Regions from separate parts of the Homo sapiens genome. Here region 2 is linked to region 1. A link is a loop called in an ENCODE intact Hi-C map of the cell type or tissue named here. Cell type or tissue: endothelial cell of umbilical vein. All regions are shown on one strand.

Region 1 (8,000 bases):
CTAAGCCGGAATGGAATGGGCTGAGCATAACCAGAAAGAAGAAAGTATGGCCACCTGTCTCCACACTGGTCCTGGTAATAAAATTTGTCTACATGTAGAGGTTAGAAATGGTGCTTTGTGGCTGGATGAGAATGCGCTTTAATAAGCATTCATTCAAGGACTTCATAGAAAACCCACTGAGAACCCAGGTGCTAAGGAAGGAAAAGAGAATTCCTTTTACCTTCCTCCTAGATCCCTTATGCAAGAAATAGACTTGGAGCATCTGGCTTCCAGGCCCTTTGGTTCTACACTAATACATTTACTCCATTTTGTAAATTCAGAACTAGTACCCATGACCCTACACGAATAAGTGAATGGGCTCTGGGCCTTGCGTTTTTCAGAAAGTGAATTGCCCTCAAACCCTCAGTTTTCACCAAGATGTTGATAAGGAATGACAGGTTAAAGTATTTGCTCAGTACTCAAGTTTGAAAGTAAAAACTAGCGTAGGACAGAATGTACCAAGTTAACCACCAGGGAAGTGGATCCTGTCCTGTTATCCAGGACCAGGTTTTATTAAATGATTCATAGAATCAGATCCATTTATTCCAAGTAGACTGGAAATACTCGTGTCCTGATCCTTTTTGTATGGTTGAAACCACTTCATTAGACATGTTGCAATAGTAAAAAGCCCGATTAGCTTAGTGTTTACTCATTTTATTTCTCAGTTATTTAATATTTTGTTTTCCTTAATATCCATGATGTTTGTCTCTGGTGTTCTGATGTAAAATCATAGTGTGTATTTTTTACACTAATGTTGAAATCTGAAATATATGCACCCATCTTTAATTTTGCGTGATGTGTTTTACGTGCTATTCCTTTCTCAGTGACAGAAATGAACAGACCAGAATTTGTGGGATTTGGGTACAGGATCTCCATAAGCTGAGAATGCCCCTCTTGCTGTTGCTGCCAGACTTTCGGAGGCTCTGTGGCTGAGCCCCAGACTCCTTACTGTTTGGACACTGACGTGGGCTCTGGCCTCTGCATTTTCCAGAACCCCAGAGAGACCTGGAAAGTCATCCTCAGCCTCCATTCCTGGTCACAGATGATAATGTAGAACTGGCCTTAGCTGTCTTTCCTGGGCTCTGGCTTTCTGCCACCTTGGACTTTGCTACTTTCTGTAGGACTTAGTAGCACCTGCCATACTCTGCCACTCCCTCCCCTCTAGGCTGAGCCCTGTCTCACAGACTCTGAACAATACGAGGCTTTTGCTGCCCAAAGTTTGTCATGATTGATTTAAACTAGCATGCCAAAAATAAATTCCTAAAAGTCAGTAAGTCAACTTAATAACTGTGAAGTTCAGTTATCAAAAACTTATATTATTTTTAGGGACAAAATCTTAATAACCTGGAAAGATAGATTTTTTTAAAATTAGTTTTTGTTCTTCAGCTTAACTGACACGTAATTTACAAAACATAAATTTTACCTTTTATAAGTATGCAGTTCTATGTTTTAGTAAATGTACTTTTGCGACTATTACTACAATCTAGTTTTAGAACACATTTGTTACCCAAAAAATCTCCTAAATACCCATTTGAGGTCCAGCTTTAGGCCCAGGCAACCACTCTTCTTCCTCCTGTTTCTGTTTTTGCCTTTATTAGAAATTTCACATAAATGAATTAATATGATGTATAAATTCTTGAGTATGGCTTTTTTCCCTTAGTATAGTCTTTTAGATCCATCCGTATTGCTGCATGTATCAATATTTAGTTCATAGACTGGGCGCGGTGGATCACACCTGTAATCCCAGCACTTTGGGAGGCCAAGGTGGGTGGATCATTGAGGTCAGGAGTTCAAGACCAGCCTGGCCAACATGATGAAACCCCGTCTCTACTAAAAATACAAAAATTAGCCAGGCATGGTGGCAGGCACCTGTAATCCCAGCTACTTGGGAGGCTGAGGCAGGATAATTGTCTGAACCCAGGAGGCAGAGGTTGTGGTAAGCCAACATCACACCACTGCACTTCAGCCTAGGTAACAGAGTGAGATCCTGTCTCAAAAAAAAAAAAAAAAAGAAAAAAAAAAAGAAATTAGTTCATTTTTACTGCTGTGGGAATTCCATTATATGGAGATACCAATTTTATCTATTCACCATTTGATGAACATTTGGGTTGTTTCCCAGGTTTGGCTCTTATGAATAATGCTGCTATGAACACTTGCATACAAGACTTGGTGTAGGTATATGTTTCCACTTCCATGGGATACCTAGGCATGGAATTGCCGGTAATAAATATGTTTTTTTCTAATGAAAAGAAAATCAATGTTATGGCTTTTCCAAAGGGCAAAACTAGGCTGAACTTCCATGTTACAGAGAGAATAAAACTAAAGAATTAGCCATAGGCAAATTGCACTGATAAATTATCTGAAAACTAAAAGGTTAATTATAAAAATAACAGCAACATATTTTCTAGTCTACAGTTGATCCTTAAATATTAGTAATTATGGCCGGGTGTGGTGGTTCACGCCTGTAATCCCAGCACTTTGGGAAGCCGAGGCAGGTGGATAACCTGAGGTCAGGAGTTCGCGACCAGCCTGGCCAACATGGCGAAACCCCATCGCTACTAAAAATAAAATAACATAAAAATTAGCCGGGCATGGTGGCATGTGCCTGTAATCTCAGCTACTTGGGAGGCTGAGGCAGGAGAATCACTTGAACCCAGGAGGCGGAGGTTGCAGTGAGCGGAGATTGCACCACTGCACACCAGCCTGGGCGACAGAACGAGACTCCGTCTCAAAGAAAAAAATATATATGTACATATTAGACAATTATGATCAAAAGCTGTAGACTTCTAGACCAGAGTCTAGAAGGGTGTGGCCATGCTTGCCCTGGGCAGCCCCATGACAGCTGATGTGGAAAGCGGGAAGAGGCTGACAATCCTTCTCCCCAGCATGTCTGCATGAAGCCTTGTGATTCACTTTCACCAAGTACCTGATGTTTCACAATTCCAGCATTCCCGTTAATGTTACCTCCCATTGATCCTAAAAAGAGGCAAATATGAAGATGTATATAATTTTGGATAAATCAAAGGTGGTTCCTGAGGAGGAAAGTGTCCAGAACCTCTGATCTGCATAGTATTTTACACACTTCCAAGCATAAGAAGATGAACAGAATGGCAGAAGTGAGAGTACCCATTTTACAGTGAGGGGCATCAAAGAACAGGAAGTGCAACAAATGAGGGAGGTTCTTGGGCTACCATTCAAAGCTATCCACTTGGAAGTTTCTCTGCCAGTTTCATTTCCCCATGTTCCTCCAGGGGGCGCTGTTTCCTATTCTAGCTCCTGCTAAAGCCAGGTTCCCTTTCTGTAAACTCACTTGGGGAAACTCACCAAGGTACTCTCCGAAGCTACAATCATGACAGTTACAAAACACCGCTGTTCGGAGATTAGGCCTAGGACATACGTGGTCAGATTTTTCTCTGTTGAAGAGCAGGTAGAGAATGGGAAAACAAGTGTACAGAAATCACCAAAAATCTCAGAGCTGCGGGAACAGAAATTTTGTCTGTTTTATTAAATCATAAGTTCAAAAACAATGCAAAGCTTCCCTCCCTAGAAGATAATTCCTAGTAAAAGGCTGCTAAAACCCACAGGGTTTTGTTGGTGGTGGTGGTGGTGGTGTTAGTGATTTGTTTGAAATCTGGAACGCCTTGCTTTGGTCTTTGTATGGTTTCACCATGATTTTACCCATCCTGGAGCCTGCCCCAGCAATACTTGGGACAAGTCACACTAACTATGTATGTCTTCCTCTGAAAGGAATGGTGACCTGTGGTGGGCCCAGAGCAGCCGTTCCAGTTACAAAGGGGTATCTTCACCTGCAGTGAAGAAAGCAACTCTCAGCCACAGGGGTGTTAGCCGACCTTGGCCTGAATAGAGGCTCCTCAGGGCTTTGGAGGGAGTTTTAGAAAAAGAGGCCTCTCAGTGCCTGGCAGAGTTGTGCTCATCAGCTTCAACAAAACCCATCTAACTAAATGCAGGGAGCATTTGTGAGCAATTTTTCTATTCAATGATTGCTCAAAGTTGCAGATTATTCTCCAGATGATGTTCTTGCTTGATAAGAACCCAGCAAACAGTAAAATCAAGATATTCAGAAAAAGCTTTATATGTGTGTGTACGTGTATATACATACCATATAACTCAGGTTGGTTTCAGTAAGCCTACAGCTATAGCTTCCGTTCTTGGCAAAGATATATAAAGTGTATTCTTTGCTTTTATGTAATGCAGCAGGGTTTTTCTTCCTTTAAAAGCCTTCTGCTCCACACATTGACTGCTTTCTTGCTTCCCATGTTATCGTGTACACACTTCACTGACAACCTTCAGCCTGTATCACCTGAGATATGTTTCTCCTGCACAAAGACACAGCATCCTGCTGATTCTGTCTTTGTGGTATTAATGGCAGATGGCTTTAAAAATGCTTGTGGGGGTCAGGTGCAGTGGCTCACACCTGTAATCCCAGCACTTTGGGATGCAGAGGTGGGATGCTGAGGTGGATCACTTGAGGTCAGGAGTTCAAGACCAGCTTGGCCAGCATGGCGAAACCCTGTCTCTACTAAAAATACTAAAAATTAGCTGGACATGGTGGCAGGCACCTGTAATCCCAGCTACTTGGGAGGCTGAGGCAGGAGAATCGCTTGAGCCCAGGAGGCGGAGGTTGCAATGAGCCAAGATCGCACCACTGCACTCCAGCCTGGGTGACAATTACTTGTGGGAATCTGCATGTGAACGTACCTGGCTGGGAACACCCTGGCAGATACAGTCATTTAATGCCAGGAATAAAGGGCAGGAAGGTGTATAGTGAGAGAATCTGAGAAATGGGCACCAGGTGTGGAAAGAGCTGTAATGTGAAGTAGAAATGGGTAGGCTTGCTTTATGTCTTTAATTTCTTTCTTTTTTTTTTCTTTTTTGAGACAGAGTCTCGCTCTGTCTCCCAGGCTGGAGTGCAGTGGCGCAATCCTGCCTCACTGCAACCTCCGCCTCCCGGGTTCAAGCAATTCTCCTGCCTCAGCCTACCTGGTAGCTAGGACTGCAGGCGCACACCACCATGCCCAGCTAATTTTTGTATTTTTAGTAGAGACAGGGTTTCACCATGTTGGACAGGGTGGTCTCCATCTCTTGACCTTGTGATCCACCCACCTCGGCCTCCCAAAGTGTGGGACTACAGACATGAACCACCATGCCCAGCCTATGTCTAATTTCTTTTTAGCCTGCTTCCTGCTTTTTTTTTTTTTTTGCCACATGATTCTGGAGAATGCCAACCGATATCTACGAGATCTGTGAAACTGAGTTATACATATAAGAACTACTTTGTGAAGAAGATTTACCAGGACACATGCAAAGGATTTGGTGCGAGAAATTTCCATTGTAATGCTGTACATGCTCAGGTTCAGGGACTTCTAAGAGGGAAAAAAAGGCCACAGAGCTGTTGTCCAATCAATAGCCTCATTACCACTCAACCAATAACTCCATTAACACTAATGATGGCTTGTTTCCACTCCTGGCAACAAGGTCTGTACTTGTAGAATGACTAATGGCCACTTCATACAGAAATCCACGCCATCTCCTGTTCAATGTGCATCTGTGTCCCAGGCAGGTGGGATGTTGTTCATAGTTTATTTTTATACGCTTTGAATCATGTAAATCTGGGCCTGATGGTGAAAACTTGTCTGCCAAGGGCCAGTATGTAACGACAGTGATCGTGATGTTAATTGTGGTGGCCCGTGTTCATAGCACCATCCCACAGGGACTCCTCATCCATCATTTGGCTTTAATGTTCAGCCAGTCCTGCTCATTTGGGAATCAGCATGTCTTCTTGATGTAATGGTAGGTAAGTTTGATTGTGAAAATGAGGAACGGGCGTGCTCAGTGCTTGCCGAGGGGCTGGCACCGAGTCTACTAGGTAGAACAGGGGTTTCTACACCTAAAACATGTCATTGCGGTTCTTTTGCTGTCTTGGCATATGATTAATTACTTCACCTTTGTGTGTTCCTTAGTACTTTTCAGTAGACACAATAATGCCAGCTACCATCCTGGGATATAATGCTATAAAAACTAACTATAGTTCCTTGAATGTTTGTGTTTAGGAGGTGATACAGGCTAAAAATGTGCTTAAGATCAAGAAGATCTTAGATGCTATAGTAAATAATAAAGTATAGAATTTAATGATGAGAGTAGAATATTTTGGTTTTACACAGCACTTTGAGGTTGATAAATGGACACTACCAGGCTCTCTTTCAGAAGGATACACTGCATAGAGCATCATCCCTGTCATCATCACCATCAAATAACACCCCTTTGTAGGGCTTAATAATATATGATCTGCAAAGAGCTAATAATCTAGTGATAGGAACTCTCTGGCCCTTAAGAATGTACATTCTAAAATCAACTAATCATTTAGTATATCCTCTTGGTAAATGAGAAAAATGTAAATTTAAGCAAACATAATTGTGGAGAAGTTGGACCTCTTGTAGGAAGTCATTTCAGGATGCTCTTCTCATTTAGTTGAGAATCTCGATGTGTTGGGTGAGCAAAGAGCTGATTTCACTGAGGACGCCAAGAGCACTGAATGTGCCACATAAGAGAGGGAGAAACAGAAAGAGGTAGGCTTTAAGGGGGTAAGGTGAAACCAGTTGACAACTGTGCTGCCAGATAAGCAGTAATAATATTACTTTTATTTCTATTGTTTAAGTAACATTGGTATAAGTACCTATTTTACCAATTTAAGAAAGTTAGTTCACTATTTCAGTGTTAGAACAACATGTAGTTTATAACTAAAAGCACCTTGAAATTAGTATAGATATAAAGATTAGATCAAAGGGGCTGGCTGAGCACACCCACCTACCTCTCCTTCCCTTTGCTTTCATTATTTCTTTGCAACTTTCTTCTTGCCCACCTACCCAGGCAACAAGTCCTCCTCCTTCCCCTAAAACACTGGGGACAGGAGACAGCAAACAAGAACAGCAGCTACCAACAAGCGAACAGGGAATCTCAGACCTAATAATGAGTGATGCGCAATCAAGAAACATCAGACACTTGGGGGCAAAGCAGCACAGTGAAGCAGAAAGAACATTCCCTAGCAATAGCAGAAGAATGTCTTTCTGTGAAATTTAGATTTGCAAAATCTGAACACCTTGGAATTGTTGCAGGTGAACATCATGCCGTGGCCAGGGTAGATGGGCCCCGAACAGAAATAACACTTCTCAACAAGCATGTTGAACCCGTATGGGTCCCCACTGACCAAAGGCCAAACTTGAGAGGAAGTGACCGAATACCTTTCTAGTAAAGCAAATTAATAGCAATGCTGTTAGTGCCAGGAAAAGAAAAAGGGTCATCAATTGAAGGCAAATTTTAGGTAATCCCTGCGAAACAGAAAACAGACAGAATATGATTAATGAAGACAATGATAGCCTCAAACCCAGAAAGGGCTGTGGCAGCAAAAGAGTGGCCACTACTCTGGGAATGTTCCAAGTTCGGGGACATTGGACACAGGGAGCAGCAGGGAACCTGGGAAACCTGAAAAGCGATTGGGTCGAGAACGACATTCAGAGTTCCCAGTTAGGTCTGGCCCTTTGCCAAGCTTGTGCCAAGTAGGTAACAGCAGAGGTGTTTGCCCTCAGCTCAAAGTAATGAGTGGATGTGCCCCAGGGCTGGAGATTCCACATAGCTCAAGGGGAACAGGGAGGCTGGGCGCGGTGGCTCACGCCTCTAATCCCAGCACTTTGGGAGGCCAAGGTGGGTGGATCATTTGAGGTCAGGAGCTTGAGACCAGTCTGACCAACATGGTGAAACTCCACCCCTACTAAAAATACAAAAATTAGCTGAATGTGGTGGCACATGCCTGTACTCCCAGCTACTTGCGAGGCTGAGGCAGGAGACTCACTTGAACCCGGGAGGCGGAGGTTGCAGTGAGCCAAGATTGCACCACTGCACTCTAGCCTGGGGAACAGAGCGAGATTCTGTCTCAAAAAAAAAAG
Region 2 (8,000 bases), 560 kb after region 1:
ATCACACAGAGTAATTTTTTTAAAATATCAATATTTCCAAAATGTAAGAAGGAATAAATTCTTCTTTTGGGGACACAAGACTTGTGTTTATACCACCTCTTTCTCACAGCCTTGGGGAAATGAAAGGTTGTGCCCTGGCTGCCTTTGTTTCTTCATTGGTGAGAAGCTGCAGATTGCTTGTGAGAAGTTAGACTGAGGCTCTCAAATGCCTGTTGTGTGACACGAGGGGCCCTAGTGAGCTTAGAAATAGTCATGTGCCGCATAACAATGTTTTGGTCATCACGAGGTCATAGCACAAGGCATTACTCACTGCCTGTGGTGATGTTAGTGTCGGCAAACCTACTGTGCTTCCAGTCGGATAAAAGCCCAGCACATACAGGTATGTCCAATACAGAACAGTTGAGAATGACAAGGAGCGATTGTGTCACTGGTTTATGTATTGACTATACCAAGCTGGTCCAATCTGCGGGCTGCATGCAGCCCAGGACGGCTTTGAATGCGGCCCAACAAAAATTCGTAAACTTTTTTAAAACATGAGTTTTATGCACGGACCTTTTTATTTTCTTTTTTTCTTTTTTTCTTTTTTTTAGCTCATCAGCTATTGTTAGTGTTAGTGTATTTTATATGTGACCCAAGACAATTTTGTTCTTCTTCCAGTATACCCAGGGAAGCCAAAACATTGGATACCCCTGGACTATACTATAATTTTTATTGTTATTTTAGAGCATATTCCTTCTGCTTATATATTAAAAAGTTACCTGTAAAACAGCCTCAGGCAGATCCTTCCAGAGGTGTTCCAGAAGATGGCATTGTTGTCCTAGGAGATGACAACTTCATGCATATAATTGCCCTTGAAGACCTTCCAGTGGGAAAAGATGTAGGGGAGGCCAGATGTAGTGGCTCAAGCCTGTGATTGCAGCACTTTGGGAGGCCAAGACGGGCAGATCACTTGACATCAGGAGCTGGAGACCAGCCTGGCCAACATGAGGAAACGCCGTCTGTACTAAAAATACAAAAATCAGACAGGCATGGTGGCGTGCACCTGTAATCCCAGCTACTCAGGAGGCTGAGGCAGGAGAATTGCTTGAACCTGGGAGGCAGAGGTTGCAGTGAGCCAAGATTGCGCCACTGGACTCCAGTCTGGGGGACGGAGTGAGACTCTATCCAAAAAAAAAAAAAAAAAAAAAGATGTGGAGGAGAAGACAGTGATATTGATGATCCTGGCCCTGTGTGGGCCTAGGCTAATATGTATGTTTGTGACTTAATTTTGACAAAAAAGTTTTAAAAGTAAGAAAAAAATTTAAAAACCTTAAAAATAGGAAAAAGGTCACAGAAGAGGATATAGACTTTTTTGTACAATGTGTTGTACAATGTGTTTGTGTTTTAAGTGTTATTACAAAAGAGTCAAAAAGTTAAGAAACTTTAAAAGTTCATAAAGTAAAAATGGTGCAGCAAGCTAAGGTTAACTTATTATTGAAGAAAGAAAAATATTTTTATTAATTTAGTGTAGCTTAAGTGCATAGTGTTTATAAAGTCTACAGTAGTGTACGGTAATGTCCTAGGCCTTCACATTTCACTCAGCACTCACTCACTGACTCACCCAGAGCACCTTCCAGTTTTTCAAACTCCATTCATGGAAAAAGCCCTATACAGATGGACCATTTTCAACCTTTTATGCTGTATTTTTACTGCACCTTTTCTATGTTTCGGTATGTTCAGATACACAACATACTTACCCGTGTGTTGCAGGGGTGTTACAGTTGCCTACAGTATTGAGTACAGTAACATGCTGCACAGTTTTGTAGGCTATGAGCAATAGGCCATACCATATAGGCTAGGTGTGTAGCAGGCTGTGCCACCCAGGTTTGTGTAAGTGCACTCTATGATGCTTGCACAACGACGAATTCACCCAACAACGCATTTCTCAGAATGAATCCCTGTTGTCAAGCGATGCATGACTGTGCCTTTGATAGTTCCTTACAAATTGATCTTGAGTGTGTATTCATGTGTAACCTAGTTACTGAATAATGCATCTCGAAATGTTGGATTCTTTTTGCATCCGCCTGTGCTGTGCTGCCTTCCATGGAGCTCTATGATGACTGGCACCTCCTGGTGGAGGCATCCTTCCCACATTACCCCCAGTAAGAGCAACAACAGGCAAGGCTGTCCTCTTCCCCAGGAGGGGGAAGGTAAAGATGGAGAGTCAGGAGAAACCAAGAGTTTCCCAGTGGCAGAAGCTCCGGCTCCCCTGACCACACAGTGTGGGTTTTCACCAGAGCTTGAGCCTTAGCATCAGCCACTCCTGCGTTCAACAACAGCTTTGGTGCTTAGTGGCTGGGTGATGCTGACCCAATATAGATGTCAGTAGAGTGTACATTTTGCAAGGAAAAAAGCTACTGTTCTCATTTATTATTTCATATGCTTGTTACATCTATTGCTGGATAAATTTGTGAATACGCACATCTTAGTGAATCAACATATCTAATAAAATGTTTTCATTCATCAAATGTGGTTGTGGAGGTAAACCAATTTTGTAAATCTGAGATTGAAGGAAACACTTTATTTTGGGACTAATGACTGTTAGCTGCTATTATTCTTGTTAAAATAACTGAATATTTCCAGATTCATTAGCGACGAGCTTTACTTAAAGGAAATCTCAACCTATAAAATCCATTTGTAGAATATTTGTGAGATTGTATTTAACGCTAAGAAACAATTGCTTTGCTAAAAGATTCTTGGCTATAGGAAAGAATTAATCTAGCATTAATAGCAGACTTCCCTGAAGAATCTAGATATTTGTTTACAGTTTTCTTTACAACTTAGCTTTAATTTGAAAACCAAAAGTGTTGGAAATAACTTTGGATTTAATTGAAAAGCAATAAAATATACAGACAAAGCTTCCTTGGAATAAAAATGAAAGCCAGTGGGACGTCATAAATCATTCTACAAAAATATACTTTTTGTTCAACTGTTTTTAGGTGCATACGCCAGGTAAATTGGCTGCAGACATAATAAATGCATACTACACCCCCTGGTGGAACATTCATTTGATAGGTAGTTGATAGCTTTTTATCTCTTTAAATACAATGTGCTTATTTAAATGTCTTTGCCTTCTTAGTTGATTGTCAGTTTATGTTCATTTATGTCAACTTATACCTGTAAGTTGTGTTTATAAGTATGTATATATGGCTATACTAAGTATGCCCAATGATGAATTAGATTACCCAGGCAAAGTAATTTTTATAATACATGTTCTAGTATACTATATTTCTAAAGATTTATTTTGAGAATTCACAAAGAATTTAAAATCATGTAGATCATGTATACCTGCTAACTTCTAGCAGTATTTTCACATAGAAATAAACTTGGTAGATTGCTTGAACCAGCTATCTCATTTATTGACAAATGACTAAACCCTCCTACTGAAATGTAAGTGCTTTCTATATAAAGATTTATCCAACTAGGAGAGCAATGTGAAACTCAGAAATTTGCTTGGACTTGAAAGGACTGTGAATTAAAATAGTGGGAGTTGCCAAAGAGATAGGCTCAGAAAATCTCCAGACTTTACATAGACGTTTAAACAAAGACACAGGAGGGGAAATTGATTGACATTCATTTACCATGGATGAAGGATTGTCGGTTTCAACGTTGTATTTTTCATTGATGTACAGTTTTAATTTGATTAGAATGAGATTCCCTACATTTCTGTCGGGAAATGATTTTGTAGCACCCACCTAATAGTCTCAATAAGTACTTTAATGATTTGAGTATCTCTTATCTGAAATGCTTGGGAGTGTAAGTGTTTTAGATTTTGGATTTTGGAATATTTGCATTATACCAGTTGAACATCCCAAATCTAAAATCCTAAATGCTACAATAAACATTTCCTTTGAGCATCATGTTGGTGCTCAAAAACTTTCAGATTTTGGAGTATTTCAGATTTTGGATTTTGAAATTTGGAATTTGGTATGCTCAACCTGTATTGGGTATATTACTTTTAAATTATATTCAGTCCCTTGAGTTATTGCTATAAAAAGCCAGTTATTTCCAGGGTCCAGAAACGAGTCAGAGATGGAATTCTGCATATGTCTTCATAAGAAGGCAAAGGCATCTAAAATTATAAACTTTGTTTTTTTACTTCTGATAAGAAGTCACTTCTGAGTGAATTTAGAGTTTATAATGACACTGTGATTACTTGAAAATGAAGGATTGGTCATGCATATTCAATGTAGTAAATACAGTAATAAGTTTTCTAACTCATTTTCTTCTCCGACAATGGAAGCTGCAACATGTGCTTGACCCAGGCTAGTTGTTTAGCTCAGAGATTAAAGATTGCACACAACTTGGTAAAGTGCTGATAAAACAGCAACAGGCTGGGCACCGTGGCATGCACCTGTAGTCCCAGCTACTCGGGAGGCTTAGGTGGAAAGATTGCTTGAACCTAGGAGTTCAAAGCCAGCCTGAGCAACATAGTAAGACTCCATCTCTAAAAACAAAACAAAATAAAAACTCAGCAATATTTCAACTCAGAGCTAAAGGCAGTAATCTGGAAGGAGCAGTAATCCCCCTCTTAGAACAGGAAAAAAAGCCAAAGAAACAGAAAACTCCTTTGGGAGATCTGAAATAGCATGGAAAACAACAGTCTGAAATATGAAGAGAGATAGACGTGTCAGGAAGAAGCAGGACTTGGACATTTGCTTACATGGGGAACACCACACAAGACCGTATGAGCCAGTAAGAAGATCTGGCTAGAAACTTTAAACAAATTGCTAAAGGCTGAACATGGGCTCGCAGGAGAGGGTGGCAGACCCGGGGAGGTTTGTACTTTGTTGTAGGCGTCTCCTCTGCCAGGTGCCCCAAGGGAAGACCTGGGAGAATCTCGAGAAGCCTTTCCTGTGGTCTTGACCGAGGAAGTTGAACAGCAGCCACTGCAGAACCTCTAGCTGAACCCATGTCCTTCATCTCTCCTACTGACTAGAACATTAATCTTCAGGAAGGATACAGAACTGCAGCCTGAGGGCACTGGTGGATCCCTCTAGAGAAGGGGAAGAAGAATGGCAACCACTAGCAATATTCAACTCAGAATCATATTCCCTGTCATTCCTAAGAAACAAATGCCCTAATCTACAGGAGGAAGGGCAACCAAAATGTATCCTGAGGTTCCTGGTGGAAACTCACTGTACCCAGAGGAGGAGAAAAGAAGAACACAAAAAACTCTACCCATGGGGAAGGGGCAGGAATGTGTGCTACCTAACATTACGGTATATCTGGAGAAAGCTCAGGAACACTTGTGAAGGACACACCACCAAGACTCTTGTTCAGAGTGCCTACCTGAGGCTGAGGCTTAATCGGAACATCAGATACCATCTTCTCTCCTCCACTCTCCAACCACCACACTAACAAGCTTTGAGAAGAATAACAGTGGAATACAACTTGGAGAACCATGCAAAGGGAGACCCAAAGCCAAGGAGGGACACTCATAGCCAAGCAGATAGCAGTCTTCACAAACAACTAGACTCCTGACCACATTAACAGAAACCTCCACACTGAAGAACTAACAGAGGAGGAAGGCATCCTCATCTCCAAGCATGCAATGTGCTTACCTGGAATCCACTGTCCTAGATGACATGTTTGGCTTTCAACAAAAAATTACAAGACTTACAAAACAGCAAGAAATAACAGTCTGAAGGGATAAAGCAGTCATCAGAAGTAGAATTAGATTTGACACAGATGTTAGAACTCTCAGACAAAGAATTTAAATGGCTACAATCAATATGTTAATGGCTCTTATGGAGAAGGTAAACAGCATGCAAGATTATATAGGCCATGTCGCCAAAGAGATGGAAACTACAAGAGAGAGCCAAATAAAAAATTTTTAAAATGGAAAACAGAGATAAAGAATGCATTTAATGAGTTCATCAATAGACTGGACATCATTGAACAATCAGTGAGCATGAAGATAAGTCAACCAAAGTTACCCAAACTGAAATGCAATGAGATTTAAAAAAAAAAAAAAAGAACAGATCATCCAAGACCTATTGGATAATATCAAATGGTAACATTCATGTAACTGGAATCACAGAGGGGAAAATAAAGACAGCAGGGCAGAAGAAATAAGGGCCAAGAATTTTCCAAAATTAGTGACAGACACCAAACCACATACCCCAGAAGCTCAAACTCAAGAGGATACCTTGCAAGGTAAATATCCATGTACACACACACACACAGAGAGAGAGAGAGAGAGAGAAGGAACCAGGATAAGTAGTACAGCGGACTTCTTGTCAGAAACTAACAAGCAAGAAAACAGTGGGGTGACATCTTTAACATGCTGAAAGAGGAAAAAAAAAAAAAACTCTCAACCCAGAATTCTATGCACAGCAAAAATATGCTTCAGACGTTAAGGAGAAATACTTTCTCAAACAAAAACTGAGGGAATTAATTGCTAGTGGACATACTCTACAAGTAATGTTGGAGGCAATTTTTTAGGCAGAAGGAATATGATATAGTCAGAAAGTCAGATCTACACAAAGAAAATAAGAGCATCAGAAATTGAATAAGTAAAAGTAAAACAGCAGCAGCAGCATGGAGTAAGTGCCAAAGGCAGGAGCCGGGACTTGTGCTGAATTCTTCTATTTGCTCATTAAAATGCAATCATTACATATTGTTTAATGAGTATGGAGTTTCAGTTTGGGAAGATGGAGAAGTTCTACAGATGGATGGTGGTGCTGGTCGTACAACAGTGTGAACATACTTAAACTGAACTGTACACCTAGAAATGGTTACAGTGGTAAAATTTTGTTATATTTTGCTATAATAAAAAATGCAACTGATACATCCAAGGAATAAGACTGAACAATTCATGATCATAAAGCAACTCTATTTTTCTTCTCATTGTCTCTCTAGACCTTTTTTGTGGGCTACTTCCTCCCCTGCCCCTGGATGAAATCTCATAGCTTCCATGGTGTTTCTAGACATTGTTATATAATAAAAAAGTTCTCCAGTCACTCTTAGTGACAAAAATGTGTCATTTTAATACAAAAATCAGCCGGGGGGGATGGTACACGCCTGTAATCCCAGCTACTTGGGAGGCTAAGGCATGAGAATCACTTGAACCTGGGAGACAGAGGTTGCAGTGAGCCAAGATCACGCCACTGCACTCCATCCTGGGTGACAGAGTGAGACTCCATCTCAAAAAAAAAAAAAAGTATAATTAAAATGCCAAATCATATGGCATAGTCAAAGCTCTAAACTTCAAGTTTTTCCTTCCTCCACCTTGGGCCTTCTTTGGGCTGTAATCCTGGGAGGGGTGGAGGGACATGGTTGCCCCTTCTCTCTTCCACTGCCTTGTATTTCTCCTTCTTTTATTTTTTAGCTGGGGCCCTGGCTCCTCCAGGAGCCGGAGCTAGTGTGATAAAAGAGTGGTAAGGGGCTGGAACAATCTTACTTGGCTATTCCTGTGAGCTGGCATTGGAGATTGGAGGGTTCTTTTTCTTGTGGGATGTTTTCATGGTTCCAGAAAGATTTTCCCCATGTGAATGTCAAGCTGTAGCTCCCTTGATGAAGGTAGTGCCTCCCTTTCAATCTTCCCCAGGACCTGCCCTTCCTTCCCTATGCGTGCTCCAACTCAGCTTCTGCATGCAGTAGTATATTTTGTCTCTCTGTAGGTGGGAGTGCAGTTCACATCCAGTATACCCTTCTGTGCTATATCTCAGGCCATTCAGTTGCCTTTCCCCTGTGGGCTTTTTCAGGCTTCAGTTAGTTATCCCCAAGCCCCCAGAACAAATATAAAGTCCTTTGAGGGTGGTGGTGGTGGTGGTGGTGGTGGTTTGTGTGATTAGAAGCTCTTTTACTTAGGCTAGAGGTGAGAAAGAAATATCTGTCATCCCCTTACCCACTACAGATAGGGGAGGAAAAATGCCACATACTACAGCAACTTTCCCCCAAGAAAGTTTCTTTCTTGGCCTCTTCAGCTTCAACCCTTGTAGACCCTCAGGTGGGTA

The links. A loop is a pair of places that touch in the nucleus more often than their neighbours do. Peaks named below come from ENCODE experiments on the same cell type or tissue, not always from the same donor. Only the 100,000 strongest peaks of a DNase experiment are listed, where the experiment ranks them.
Region 2: it touches region 1 in a loop (4-fold over the local background); 4 of 110 quality-filtered maps call a loop at or near these places.

Annotation. Positions count from the first base shown.
Region 1 is chr2:100,376,657-100,384,656 of GRCh38, reverse strand. No RefSeq gene overlaps it. Among named protein-coding and RNA genes, the nearest start is that of CHST10, 37 kb to the left of the region's middle. In endothelial cell of umbilical vein, a CTCF peak has its summit at 3,291 (motif pointing right); a DNase peak (open chromatin) is centred at 3,296; H3K27me3 peaks cover 626 bases.
Region 2 is chr2:99,814,058-99,822,057 of GRCh38, reverse strand. All of the region lies in intron 8 of AFF3 (ALF transcription elongation factor 3), which reads left to right. Among named protein-coding and RNA genes, the nearest start is that of AFF3, 320 kb to the left of the region's middle. In endothelial cell of umbilical vein, a CTCF peak has its summit at 3,040 (motif pointing left); a DNase peak (open chromatin) is centred at 3,027; H3K27me3 peaks cover 826 bases.